Linked DNA regions of Homo sapiens: all the other regions are linked to region 1. The links are chromatin contacts, found by Hi-C or POLR2A ChIA-PET in ENCODE. All regions are on one chromosome and are shown on one strand. The core of a region is the stretch at or near the end of the contact, and the rest is flanking DNA. Distances in the headings are between cores, read along the strand shown.

Region 1 (3,978 bases), core at 857-3,356:
GCCAGGAGTTCAAGACCAGCCTGGGCAGCAAAGTGAGATCTGTCTCTACAAAAAAATTTAAAAGTTAGCTGGCTGTGGTGGCACATACCTGTAATCCTAGCTACTTGGGAGGCTGGGGCAAGGGGATCACTTGAGTCCAGGTGGTCGAGTCTGCAGTGAGCTATTATGATCACTGCACTCCAGCCCCAGCAGCTGAGTAAAACCTGTCTAAAAAACAAAAATACAATCTGGCCCTACCCGGCCTGAGTTTCTGCTTGCTAACAATGTGCAAGAGCTGCTGTATTTTACTGCAATCACCACCTCTCCCTCACTCTGGCAGGTGCTAATATTGTTGCTATATATTGTTTATAGCAAAGGAGAAAGTAACTTGTTAACCTATGTTTCTGTCAATTATTCTTGCCTGTTCTCATTACCCAACTGGCCCCTCTAGGCTATTGTTGACCCTTCTACTACATCCTCTATCCCTCACCCCATGCATACATTTTTATGTTCTTTATCTCACCTAGAACACCCTTGTTATATGGAAATCTATCAAGGCCTGATTTATATGGTGCCTTCTCAAGAGATTTCCAGAATGCTTTTCTAGAAATAATCAGGGCCTTGGTTTCAGGACATCTAGATTCCAACCTTTCTGAGCCTCAGTTCCATCATTATACTAAAAATTGAATATCTCTTATCCAACATGCTTGGGACCAGAAGTGTTTCCAATTTGGGATTTTCTCAAATTTTACCGGTTGAGCTTCCCCAATCTGAAAATCTGAAATCCAACATGCACGGCTCTGAAGTCTTTCACTGAGCCTTTGGGGGAAATATTTAACATCCTAACAGCCCTAAACCAACGCTCAATTAGCACAACAGTTTACAATCTTCTCTACCCACAGCCTGATGCGAGGCTCTGGGACTAGACTATTTAGCCAACAGTTCTTGCAAAATTAACTGACTTATAAGTAAATAGTAATTTCAACACCTCACTGCTAATGCTGTAACAACTCTGCAGACCTAGGGAGCAAGTACGGTTTGCAGAGCACTGGGAAGGCTCTGAAGTGACCTTTGAACTGGGCCTCAAAAAATTTTGGGTTTGGCAAAAGTCAAATCTCTTAGGCTTCAAATTCCAGGCACAAGGATTGTTGGGTTTGATTTCATTATCCAGAAGCAATGGGGATACAGAATTGTGATCTCATGTGTAGGGAACTGTGGGGGTTTTTTCTACTTTAACCCCAGTGAGACTTTGTAGAGTGTGGGGTAGAGAAAAGGCTCATGAATATGCCTGAAGCCTAACTCAGCACCTTTCTGAGGAACTGACTGCCAAAATGGTAATGGAGAGGGGAAAATATGACCTACTTTCACAAGTTACCTTGACTGCCTCAGGGAAACCTGCTGTGGTAGTGTTTCTTCTGGGTGAAAGACCAGGTAATTACCTGGGTGCTGGTCTCAGACTTACCAGTTTTGAATCCCTGTTTTAACCACTCACTATCGATATGACCTTGGATAAGTTACCTAACCTTTCTCTTACTGTCCTTTTCCGTAAAATGGGGATAACAGATAGTAGTTATTTCTATGAGTGGTTATGAGAACCAAGCTATTAGATAGCGGGAAAGCACACAGTAAGCGTTCAAGGAACTGCTATTGTTATTAAAAGCCTCCTTTGGAAGAAGGACATTGAGGCCCAGAGAGAGAACAGAACGTCCAGCCACACAGCAAATCCGTGATGAAGTTGGGACTGGAGTATGGGTCTCCTGAGTCTCAGCCCAGGACTCTATCCCTCTTCCCGAGTCCTCGGAGTTCCCGGATGGAGTCACATTTGTTCACGGCCAGGGAGGAAGGTTTGATGGAGGCCTGCAGGAAACAACAGCCAGGCGCAAGGCTTTGGGAGTTGAAGCATAGCTTCTGCGAGATAGAAACAAGGTTGACATGGGCACTCGTGCAGAATGACGGGCTCCTTTTGGACTCCCAGGACTACAGTCCCTTATGCACCTTGGGATCTGCGGCTAGCCCCTGCGTAAAGAGGGACGCGTAGTCTTTTCCCTGCCCCGCCCTGCCGGGGCGCCCGCCTCCGAGGCCGCCCTCGCTTCGTCCTTCCCAGCAAGCTCCGCGCCGGCGCCGGCTATTGATTGGCTGAGGCGGGAGCAGGCGGCTGGCCGGCAGCAGTTACTCGGGGTTTCCGGTGCGAGGCCAGAGGTGGGGAAGCCATCGGACGTCGGCGGTGAGGTACGTGCAGCGGCGGCCGGTGGGCGAGACTATTTGAGAGTGTGCGGGCCGGGATGTTCTCGGCCTGTGGGGAAATCACGCCAACTCCCCGCGTGGGCCGGGGGCTGTCTGGGGATATGCGCATGCGCGGGCGTGCCTCGCGGCTTGAGGGCGCGCGGGGCGTGGGTGGCTGCGCGCGCGGGGGGCGCACGTGGGGCCTGAGGGGCGGGGGCGGTGCCGGGAGTCCCGCCACGTCAGTCTCCGGCCCTGAGCCAATCCCGCGCCCGGCCTGCCGCGAGGGGGCCGGTTGTGCCGGGAAGTGGCTCCAGGGAGAAGAGGCCTCTTCCCTCACCCGCTGTGGGAGCTGCGCCCCGAAAGCCTGCCCCGGCACGTCGGGCTCTCCTGACCCGCCAAGACCAGAGAGCCGTTGGCGCCCTCCGCCCGGGCCTGCCGGTCCGTTTATTTTAAGAAGCTTTGTGCGCCTGCTGTGGGGATTTCTGATCCAGGCTGCGAAGAATTTCGAAGTCTGGAAAATAGCAACTGTGTTTGTTTCTAAAGGATCTTCTCCTGACCCAGCATCGCTCATCACAATGAAGAACCAAGACAAAAAGAACGGGGCTGCCAAACAATCCAATCCAAAAAGCAGCCCAGGACAACCGGAAGCAGGACCCGAGGGAGCCCAGGAGCGGCCCAGCCAGGCGGCTCCTGCAGTAGAAGCAGAAGGTCCCGGCAGCAGCCAGGCTCCTCGGAAGCCGGAGGGTGTGTGCCAGCTCTGCGTTGCCAGCGGGCAGGGGGAGGAGCTGTGGGGTCGGCCTCGCTTCTGGACTTACAGGCCGAGGCCAGGTTGTCCGGGAGGAGGAGATGTAGAATGAGAGGACAGTGCTGGGGGCCGCGGTCCCCCCTGCGCTCTGGCGAGTTGGCGGAGCTGCCCCCTCTAAGCACAGGAACAGAGTTCTGGAGAGAAGCTCCGACGGGATTAAGTCAGGTGGCAGCCAAACGAGGCACCCAGTCAGGAAATCCAGGTCCCGTTAGAAACACCTCAGCCACCAGCAGCTAACTGCCCTTCCTGTTTGAGGCATTTCTAGAATGATCTGAATGGCAAGAAATGGTTTTGTGGGGGGGAAGGAGATGGACTAGAAGTTGCTCCGTGCCATCCCTGTGTGCTGATGCTTTACATACTTTTATGATCTAACAAATATGTTCGGGTGGTAGTGAGAAATAGTTGTGTCATTTTACAAGTAAACAGACTTAAAGAAGTTAGGCAACGATTACTATAATTTCTTGATTTAAAAGATGTTTCGAATCTAAATTCTGACAGGAACTAGATTTGCTGAATGATACTCCATTCTTGCTTCTCAGTTTCCATAAAAAAAAAAGTTAGGCAACATTTAACTCAAACTGATGAGTTTGGCTGGGCCTGAAAAATCCCAACCAGTGGTATAATCGTCTTCTTTCTCACTCTACCCCTCATCCTCTCCTGCTGTAGGGGCTCAAGCCAGAACGGCTCAGTCTGGGGCCCTTCGTGATGTCTCTGAGGAGCTGAGCCGCCAACTGGAAGACATACTGAGCACATACTGTGTGGACAATAACCAGGGGGGCCCCGGCGAGGATGGGGCACAGGGTGAGCCGGCTGAACCCGAAGATGCAGAGAAGTCCCGGACCTATGTGGCAAGGAATGGGGAGCCTGAACCAACTCCAGTAGTCAATGGAGAGAAGGAACCCTCCAAGGGGGATCCAAACACAGAAGAGATCCGGCAGAGTGACGAGGTCGGAGACCGAGACCATCGAAGG
Region 2 (3,978 bases), core at 626-3,125, 480 kb before region 1:
AGGTAGCCCAAAGACCGAGCAGCCACAGGCCAGGAGCCCAGGATACCCACATCCCGGTCCAAAGAGGTCAGCTACAGCCACAGCACCTGAAAACCACAGAGACCGGGAAGGCGGATTTCTGAGTTCACACAGCACAACTCCACACGTGGGCAAGTCGTGGACAGCCTGTGGGGCCCAGGCACTGGTATTGGGGTGGCAGGAGGTCTGGCCAGGCATCAGTCTCTCTCAGAGGCCCAACCACAGCCCTTGGGCTAGGATTTGAGCAGAGGCGATATTCAAAATATTTAACCACCGGTATGGCACGGATACCAGCTTTCAGGCAAAGCAGAAAGCTGCCTACTGCACTGAAATAGTGTCCAGGCAGCATCTGGCTGTGCCAGTGGATACTTGCTGGATTGGGAGAGGTCTAGAAGGTCTTAGAAGGCCAGAGAAGTTGGAATAGTGATGAGGGCTTAAAGAAGAGGCTATTCTTCAAGACACGTGGAAGTATTTCAAGTCTAGCATCTTGTGCACTGTCCTGGTATATATACCAGCCTGATACCTTACTAGCGCACCCAGCTCAGCCCAGGAAGCCCTCCCAGGCACCCACAGGGTCAGGGGCTGGTGACTGGGCTGAGATTGTGGGCCACAGCCTTCCATAGGGCTGTGTGGGGGCCAAGGAAGCTTTCCCCATAGGTATAGTGGGCAGGAGAGCAGGTCTCTAGGGCTCAGGACCTCATTGCCAGCCACCCCCGCCCCCAGCTGATGGATGCTTGTCTTTTAGTTTTATTAAACCCTGATGGATGGGCCCAGATAAATCGATGCAGGCTCAGCAAGTGGCCAGCAGAGCCATACATCGTCTGGCCTCCCCCAGGACAGGCAGCTCACGTGCACAAACACAGAGCCATGCATGTGTCAGCACAGCACATGCAGATGCGCAGGTACATGTACATAAGGACACATATGTGGTACCAGTGTGCATACAAAGCTATCTGCACACAGGCATGCTCACGGAAACATATGCTCGCTGATATACCCAGACACACCAGCTTGCATATACCCACATGCGCACAGCCAGCCTATGACCACTCCTCCTGTAGGTCTTCCTGTTGGGAAGTTCTAATGCAAGTCTGACTGCATTCCTTCCAACTCTAATGAAATCCAATTTTCCTTCCCTCAATCATGGATAGGAAATGAAAACAGAAAGGACCCCTTACCCCAATATATTTGGAGATAGGACTCCAGCCCCCTTCTCCCTGGGACAGAACTGTGCCCCCAGCCTGCCTATTCATCCCCCATCCTAGTGATATACACATCCCAGCTCTCAAACCCTATCCTGGTCTTCCTCCTGCCAGCCAATAGAAGGGCTGCCAGCTGTGGCGCCATGTGGGTGCATGTGGAGGCGTGAGGATGGATGTGATCCTGTCCCCTTCCGGCTCCTAGTCTCTGGTCGCCACTCCTCAGGCTCCAGCCAGAGTGCAGGGCTGCAAGGACAGAGCCAGAGAAGCTTCCAAGGAGACGGCTCACCCCAACACAGAGGCATAGATTTGGGCGCAGGGAGTCAGAACCAGGATGGAGTTTAGAGCTCATCTCGCTCTAGAGAAGACGACCAAGGCCCAGAGAGGGAATGCCACTTTCCTCAGGTCACACAGCAAGTCTGGCAGAAAGGGCCTCTCAGCCCAGAGCCCTGAGGCCGCCCACTGTATCCCTACTTACCGGTGGCCGGGGATCCCCCCACCTCACTGAGCAGTCCAGGCAGCAGGCGGAGGAAGCAGAGCCCAGGTTCCTCAGGTCCGCTAGGGGTTCTCTATCTCTCCGTGACGGTCACGGGTCCCCAGCTTCCTGGCGCTCGAGCTCTCCCGGCTGTCTGCTGCCCGGCGCACGCCTGCCGGGGACTGCCGGCCACTCCGGGTGGGGGAAGAGAGGCGGTTCCAGGGGGCTGGGGGCCTGCCAGGGACACTAATGGAACACAGCTGGACCGGCCCGCCAGGGAGGAGGAGGAGGAGGGCCTAGAGGGGGCTCCAGCGGCACCAGAGGCGGCTAGACTGCGGGGTGCACAGCCCCGCCCCGGGTCTGGCCGAGCTCCCAGGCCCGCCCCTCCTGCCTCACCGCCAGGTGAGCGATCCTCGAGCTAGGCGGGACCCTACGTGCCCAGAGCTGCCCTGGAAGGGGGCTCCTGCGGGCCCTTTAAGAGTCAGGCCTGGAGTTTGAAGAGCTCCCCCTTTCCATGTCCCTGGCTGGGCCCCCAGAAGGCTGCGGGGTGGGGGGGCGGGGAGGGGACAGGGGTGGAGGGAGCAGGGTAGAGACCCTCCTCCCAAGTGCGTGGCACCCATGATGTGGCTGCCGCCCAAGCCTCGGTGGTCAGCTTTTTCCAATTCCTCTGCCTAACATTCCCAGTCAGTCTGTCCCTAGGTCTGTCTGTACTGGGAGGAGGAGGGTGGGAACCCCCTCCCTCCTCCGTGCTAAATTAACCCCCTCTGCTCTGGCCTGACTCCCAGAGAAGTGAGACTGAGGGAGTCCCCTTATTCCTCCTTACTCCATGAGGTTGGAAGGGCTCAAATCCCTGGCCCCTGCTCTGGCTTTGCGGTTCCAAATGTGCTGTGTAACCATACTCCGTTTTCTCATCTGGAAGATGGGATCGTGAGAGTATATGCCTCATAGACCTTTGCTGTAAGCAGGAAATGGGCCAAAGGCTGTAAGCGCTTAGCACACGGTCTGGCACATGAGAGGAGCTCAGTAAATATTTGCTGCTATTATCGTTATTACTGTGATCCCTGGCAGGGGACGGGACTGGATTTCAAGCCTTTACACCAGCACTGGGGAGGGACCTGCTTTATATTCACGGTCCAAGGACGCAAGAGGAATTGAGCTGGGCTGAAAGATTGGAGCTCTGAGGAGGAAGGAGCCGGTAATGTTCCGAGTTCTGCCCAGAGGCAGGGCCGTTGACCAAGGTGGAATCCCCACCAAGGGTCTCCTCCCGCTGTAGACCGAAAGCAAATTTATTGGCACCAAGGCTGAGGATCCACAAAGTAGGTTCAAGAGGCCATGAGATGCTGGGCTGAAGAGGGAGAAACTGAGCGTCCCCAGTTGAGGGGGGCTCTGGGGGCTCTGTGGAAGCAACGCGCCTAGCCCTGTGGCCTCGGCTAACCCGGGGTAGGGGGAGGTTGTAGGGGCAGGCCTGGGATTTCCCGCCTCCAGACCCAGAGGCGCTGAGTCAGCGGAAACCCCAACCACGCCACAGAGGCGCCCCACTGTGGTCCCAGTGAGGAGCTGGCCCCAGATGTGGCTGTGGCAGTGGTGGGGCCTGGGAAGTGCTGAGCTCAGCAGGCGGGAAGCGGAGGGGGTGGGGCCTTCTGAGCACTCTGGCCTGCGGGGTGGGTGGGCACAGGCCCCGCCTGCCCTACCAGAGGGTGCTGCCCCAGCAGTGGGCACTCGGGAGAGGTGGGAAGCGCATATAGGTCAGGCTCTGTGCTGAGAACTTCACATATGCTAACTCCTTCGATCTTTACAACAACGCCTTAAGGCAGAATTCCATTTTTATTCCCAAACCTGCAGCACAGGAAAAACACAACTTGCCCGGGATCCCACAGCTAGTCAGTGGTGGAGCAGAACTCATGTCCAGCCAGCCTAGACTCAGCACGTGCTCTTAACCACCATGCCATCCTGACAGCTCCCACCCGTGCCCCAGACAGGGCAGGTGGCTGGGCCAGGGATGGAGGAACCTGAGAAGGGAGAGCCAGATGCCTTCCCACAGCACCCCAAGGGTGCTCACAGGAACAGCCAAGCCTGGGACACACCTTACGCCTAGAAACACTATCATAGACAGTCTAGGAATGTGCCCATGCCCCTTCCTCCCTTCCACACATACGTGCACACATCCAGAAACACGCAGTCAGGTAAAGTTCTAGCACAGCACTTGAGTACGCAGACTCCATATGCATGTATAGGCACTCATGTTCACACAGACACACCCTGGCCCTAGAAACAGTTACACACAGA
Region 3 (3,978 bases), core at 640-3,139, 430 kb before region 1:
CCCCCACCGGGCTGGGCAGCGCCCTCATGGAAGCCCACGGGTGCTACTGACCCGGGCAGGCAGCCATACTGCAGAGCTTAGTCTGCAGCTCAGGACCCTCGCAGGCCTTGCCGCCGTGCTGGGGGGGCACGCAGGTCCGCATCCGGCTCCGGGACCCCCGCCCGCAGCTGCGGGAGCACAGGCTCCAGGACCCCCACTCCTCCCACACGCCGTGCACTGCAAGGAAGCACGTGGCCGGTGGCTGGGCGGCACCATGGCCCCGCCCACCACCGGCGCCTGCCCATCCGCCCACCAATCAGGAGCTCCGCAGCTCTGCGGCTGCTCCTCATTGGCTCTGCCCCGGGATCTGTTGCCAGGGGGATCTCCCAGGGCCCCACCAAGGCGCGACCCTTTGAAGGGATGTGCAAGACACAGGCTTCCGGTCCTAATTCACATAGGACAGCCCCTGTGGACGCCTGGACAAGGGGGCCAGGACCAACAGGAGGGGAACCAGGGGTCCTCCTCTCCTGAGGGCACAGGAAAATTCAGGAAAGGACCCAGGACCCACGCCATTCCACCCCTCCCCATCCCACCCACCCCTAGACCCAGAGCCTGAATACAACACAGCAGTCCGGGGGCAAGAGAAGCGCCCTTCCCAGCCCCAAGCGCACAGACACACAAATAAACATGAACCTCTACATGGACACCGACACACCGAGCTCACACGCTGGAACACAGCTTTGCCCCAGGCCTTTGCAAACTCCTGCCATACCCCCAGGTACCAAGAGCCCTTCCCAGGTAGGCCCTGCTCTAAATCCACAGCACCACTGGCATGGCCTAGGCCTCACTTCACCCACTCAGGGAGCAAGGAGCAGGACTGGCTGAGGCTACCCTGCCCTTGCCGTCTCAAGCAAGCACATGCATTTCCTTAACAACTACACACTCAACTGAGGGAGGCTTAGGGGAGGCTCCCTTGAGAGGGGGTGTCCAAAGGAAGGAGGGGAAGGTCAGGGAAGTGGCGTTTGTCTTAGATCTTGAAAGACAGGCTGAATTTGAATAGCCAAGGTCAGGGAGAAAGGATAGGACAAGAATCAGCAAATGCAGGGAGGTGGGAAAGTGCGCAAGCTACTGATATGGCCAGAGCGGAGTGGGTAAAAACACGAGCCTTGGTTACCAGGATGCAGGCACTGGGGGAATGATGTGCCCAGAACCGGGCCCAGTAGCATGGGCCCTGGTCTGATCCATCTGTGCCCCCAGTGCCCTGCACCGGGCTGGCATGGTACGCAGAGTTGGGCATGGTGTGGGGAACAGCCACATTTGTTGAATGAAAGGAGGAGGCAACCAACCATTTTGGAGATTAATCTGCCCAAGTCCCAGGCAGGACCTAACCCTGCAGGCAGGTGGGGTGGGGAGGAGGATGGGCCTACCTGGGCAGGTGGCTGAATTGTTGCAGGGCCTGGTCTCCCGCAGGGGCCCGCTGCACAGGGTCCCATAGGGGGAGGACACACAGGAGCGGGTCCGCACCTGCAGACCCTGCCCACACGTCAGGGAACACACGCTCCACGGGGACCACTCCTCAGCCGCCGGGTCGCCTACGAGAGAGGGACAGCGTCGGCGGCAGGGGGCACCTCCCAAGCACTCAGTCTCATAGGGATAGGGGGAGTGGCAGTAAGGTGGGGGCAGGCATCAGAGGGCTCCTCCTACCCTGACCCCAAGTAACAGGCTCTTCAGGAGGCCACCCAGCCCTTCCCACAAGCTTCATGTGGCACAGACGCGACTGAACTGCAGGACAGAGACAGACAGGCACACACCAAGCACACACACCACCAGACGCACACAGTCGGGCCCCCGCCGCAGAGGAAGGGAGGCGGGCCCGAGTTACCTGTCTGCGCCATGTATAGCCCAGGCTCATCTGCAGACCTCGGCCACTGGGTTTTCACTTTCGGTTCCTCTTCCGGCTCCTCACCTGGAACACGGAGGTGGTGGCAGGGGCTCAGCAAAGGCCAGCTAGGTTCTGTTACAGTGGCACAGTGAAGGCAGCCTTCCTTGCCCTCCGCCTGAGGGCCTGGAACCAACTGCATGATGCTCTCTCAGGATCACATTCTGCCCTCTGCCCCACCACCACTATTTCACAGACAAGGAAACTGAGGTTCAGAAGGCTACACAGGACTAGGCCCTGACCTCACAGTCATCTTTTCCACCTCTTGCCTCAGCCAGATGTGGGGGAGATTTAAGGGGCATGGCTGCCCATATGAAAGAGCTCTGGGAATGCTTCTGTGCCAAGTGCGGCCCATAACCCTCTCCTTTAGTCCTCTCACTGGAAAGAAGAACCATCATCTCTGTTTACAGATGAGGAAACTGAGGGCTAGACAGGGGAAGTGCCTTGTCCAAGAGCACACAGCTGCATTTGCTCCTCCATTGTACTGACTCCTAGGGGCTGAAAAAACATCCAAGCTGAGCTGCTGCAACCCTGGCCCCGAGCCTATCTCTGAGATACAGTTCATGCTCCCCAAGCAGCACTGGACTGTGACCTGGAGGCACAGGTCAGAATGCCACTCCTCTGAGACCCAAGGGGCCTAGGACAAGTGCCCACATCCAACAGACCTTTCTCCTGCTGGCCCTGAGGCCAGGAGAACAGCAGGTGCTCGAGGAGGCCAGGCTACCTTGACCCTGGCCCCACCAGGCTCTCAGCTGCCCTGATTTATGTGTCTGGGCTAGGCCTTGGAAGCACTACCAGCCCTGGTGGCTTCCATTCTCCAAAGCCTGGCCCTCCTGCACAGACATGAGCTCATCAGGGCCCTCTCCCACAATGGGGTGTCAGGGAGGGGCAGACATGGGCACAGAAGGGAAAGGCCCAGCAGCCTCTGCATGAGCAGGTGGGACTGGAAGAGCCTTTGAGGATGGGCTCACCCCATGCTATCCCCAGACTATTAGGTGCTCCTCTCCCCCACCTCCAGGCTCCTTCCTATCTCTAAAAGCCAGCAGTACTGGACAGGCACGCTGAGTGTGAAGGGACCCACCAGGGCTGCCTCTTCCTGCCCCCTGCTGCCCAGCCCGGGCTCTGCAGCTGAGAGGAAGCTCTTTCTCACCAAGCATGAGGAGCAGCCACCCTGAGCAAATCTGCTGCTGGGGGCTCAGAACTGCCACCCAGCCCAGCCTCTGGTCTCATCCACTCTGGGGCCTTTCCCTCCACGTCAGTCACCAGCCCCAGGGCCTGATCCACATGATCCCTGAAATTTCTCCATCTCTGAAACCTGGACTCCCAGAAGAGCTTTGGAGTGAATTAACCCTGGATCCCAAATGGGGTGTGGACATTGACCAGCTGTGTGGCCTCGGGCATGTCTCTTCACCTCTCTGACCCTGCTTTATCCTCTGGAGAACAACATTCATTATACTCCGCCCCCAGGACTCACGTGAGGACCCCCTGCCAGGAGGGCCTTGAAACCCTCAGCACCCTGCTTGGCACACGGCAAGTGCTCAGAAGACAGTCATTCTCGTTTATTTTTATCATCTCCCTTCTCTTCACAGCCTCCACCCCTTCCAGCCCCTCATGTGCCACCCGAGCCTACTCCCTCTGAATAGCATCTGCAGTTCCACTTGGCCCCTGCCTCTCTTGGGACCACAGAGGAGGTGGCAGGGCCAGGCGTGCCAGCTCCTCGATCCCCTCCCCCAGCCCTGGAGCCTTGTGACAAGCTACCCTCTCCACGCCCACCCCCAGGCTGCTGAAGAAATCTATGGCTGTGCCAACTGGCACCATGACAGCTTCAGGGGCTCCACATCCGCTGGGCGCCCGGGACTTCTCAGTGGCCCTTCTTGGCTCTGTTCCTTCCTCATTCCCCGCTGTGGCCATACTGCACCTTGTCCTCTCTCCTCAAGCTCATCTCTGCCCACTCTCTCAGCGATGACCTCAACATCGGGAGCCCCCAGCTTCTTGCCCAGCCTCTCCAACTACCAACTTCCCTGCAGCCCTTCTCCCCACAAAGGCCAGCCCCGTGGCCT

What was found. Hi-C counts contacts between places; a loop is a spot of excess contacts on that map. ChIA-PET counts read pairs that join two places held with the same protein, here RNA polymerase II (POLR2A). Pooled maps may share reads with other maps.
Region 2: a pooled map shows a loop between it and region 1 (2.1-fold over the local background). The contact joins the promoter of COL16A1 here to the promoter of TXLNA in region 1. A Hi-C loop is called at or near these places in 4 of 50 pooled maps. POLR2A ChIA-PET finds 5 or more read pairs at or near these places in 3 of 52 experiments (HEK293T, MCF 10A and PC-9).
Region 3: a loop to region 1 is called in a pooled map, with 3 times the contacts of the local background. The contact joins the enhancer-like site here to the promoter of TXLNA in region 1. A Hi-C loop is called at or near these places in 1 of 50 pooled maps. POLR2A ChIA-PET finds 5 or more read pairs at or near these places in 3 of 52 experiments (BJ, CD4-positive, alpha-beta T cell and WTC11).

The regions. Positions count from the first base shown.
Region 1 is chr1:32,177,569-32,181,546 of GRCh38, forward strand. It overlaps TXLNA (taxilin alpha), which reads left to right and starts at 2,107. Exons shown (of 11, transcript NM_175852.4): 1 at 2,107-2,208; 2 at 2,746-2,946; 3 at 3,674-3,978. The coding sequence starts at 2,778. RefSeq lists enhancers at 1,285-2,044, 2,045-2,803, 2,691-2,770, 2,891-3,050, 3,061-3,110 and silencers at 1,981-2,170, 2,311-2,490.
Region 2 is chr1:31,702,142-31,706,119 of GRCh38, forward strand. It overlaps COL16A1 (collagen type XVI alpha 1 chain), which reads right to left and starts at 1,876. Exons shown (of 71, transcript NM_001856.4): 1 at 1,696-1,876; 2 at 1-86. The coding sequence starts at 52. RefSeq lists a silencer at 3,297-3,346.
Region 3 is chr1:31,742,787-31,746,764 of GRCh38, forward strand. ADGRB2 (adhesion G protein-coupled receptor B2) reads right to left here. Exons shown (of 33, transcript NM_001364857.2): 5 at 1,862-1,945; 6 at 1,407-1,571; 7 at 52-216. Among named protein-coding and RNA genes, the nearest start is that of MIR4254, 14 kb to the right of the region's middle. RefSeq lists an enhancer at 1,983-2,032. Within about 2 kb of position 1,890, at least 3 of the 41 ENCODE cell types and tissues checked have a DNase peak (open chromatin) inside an H3K27ac peak, as active enhancers do.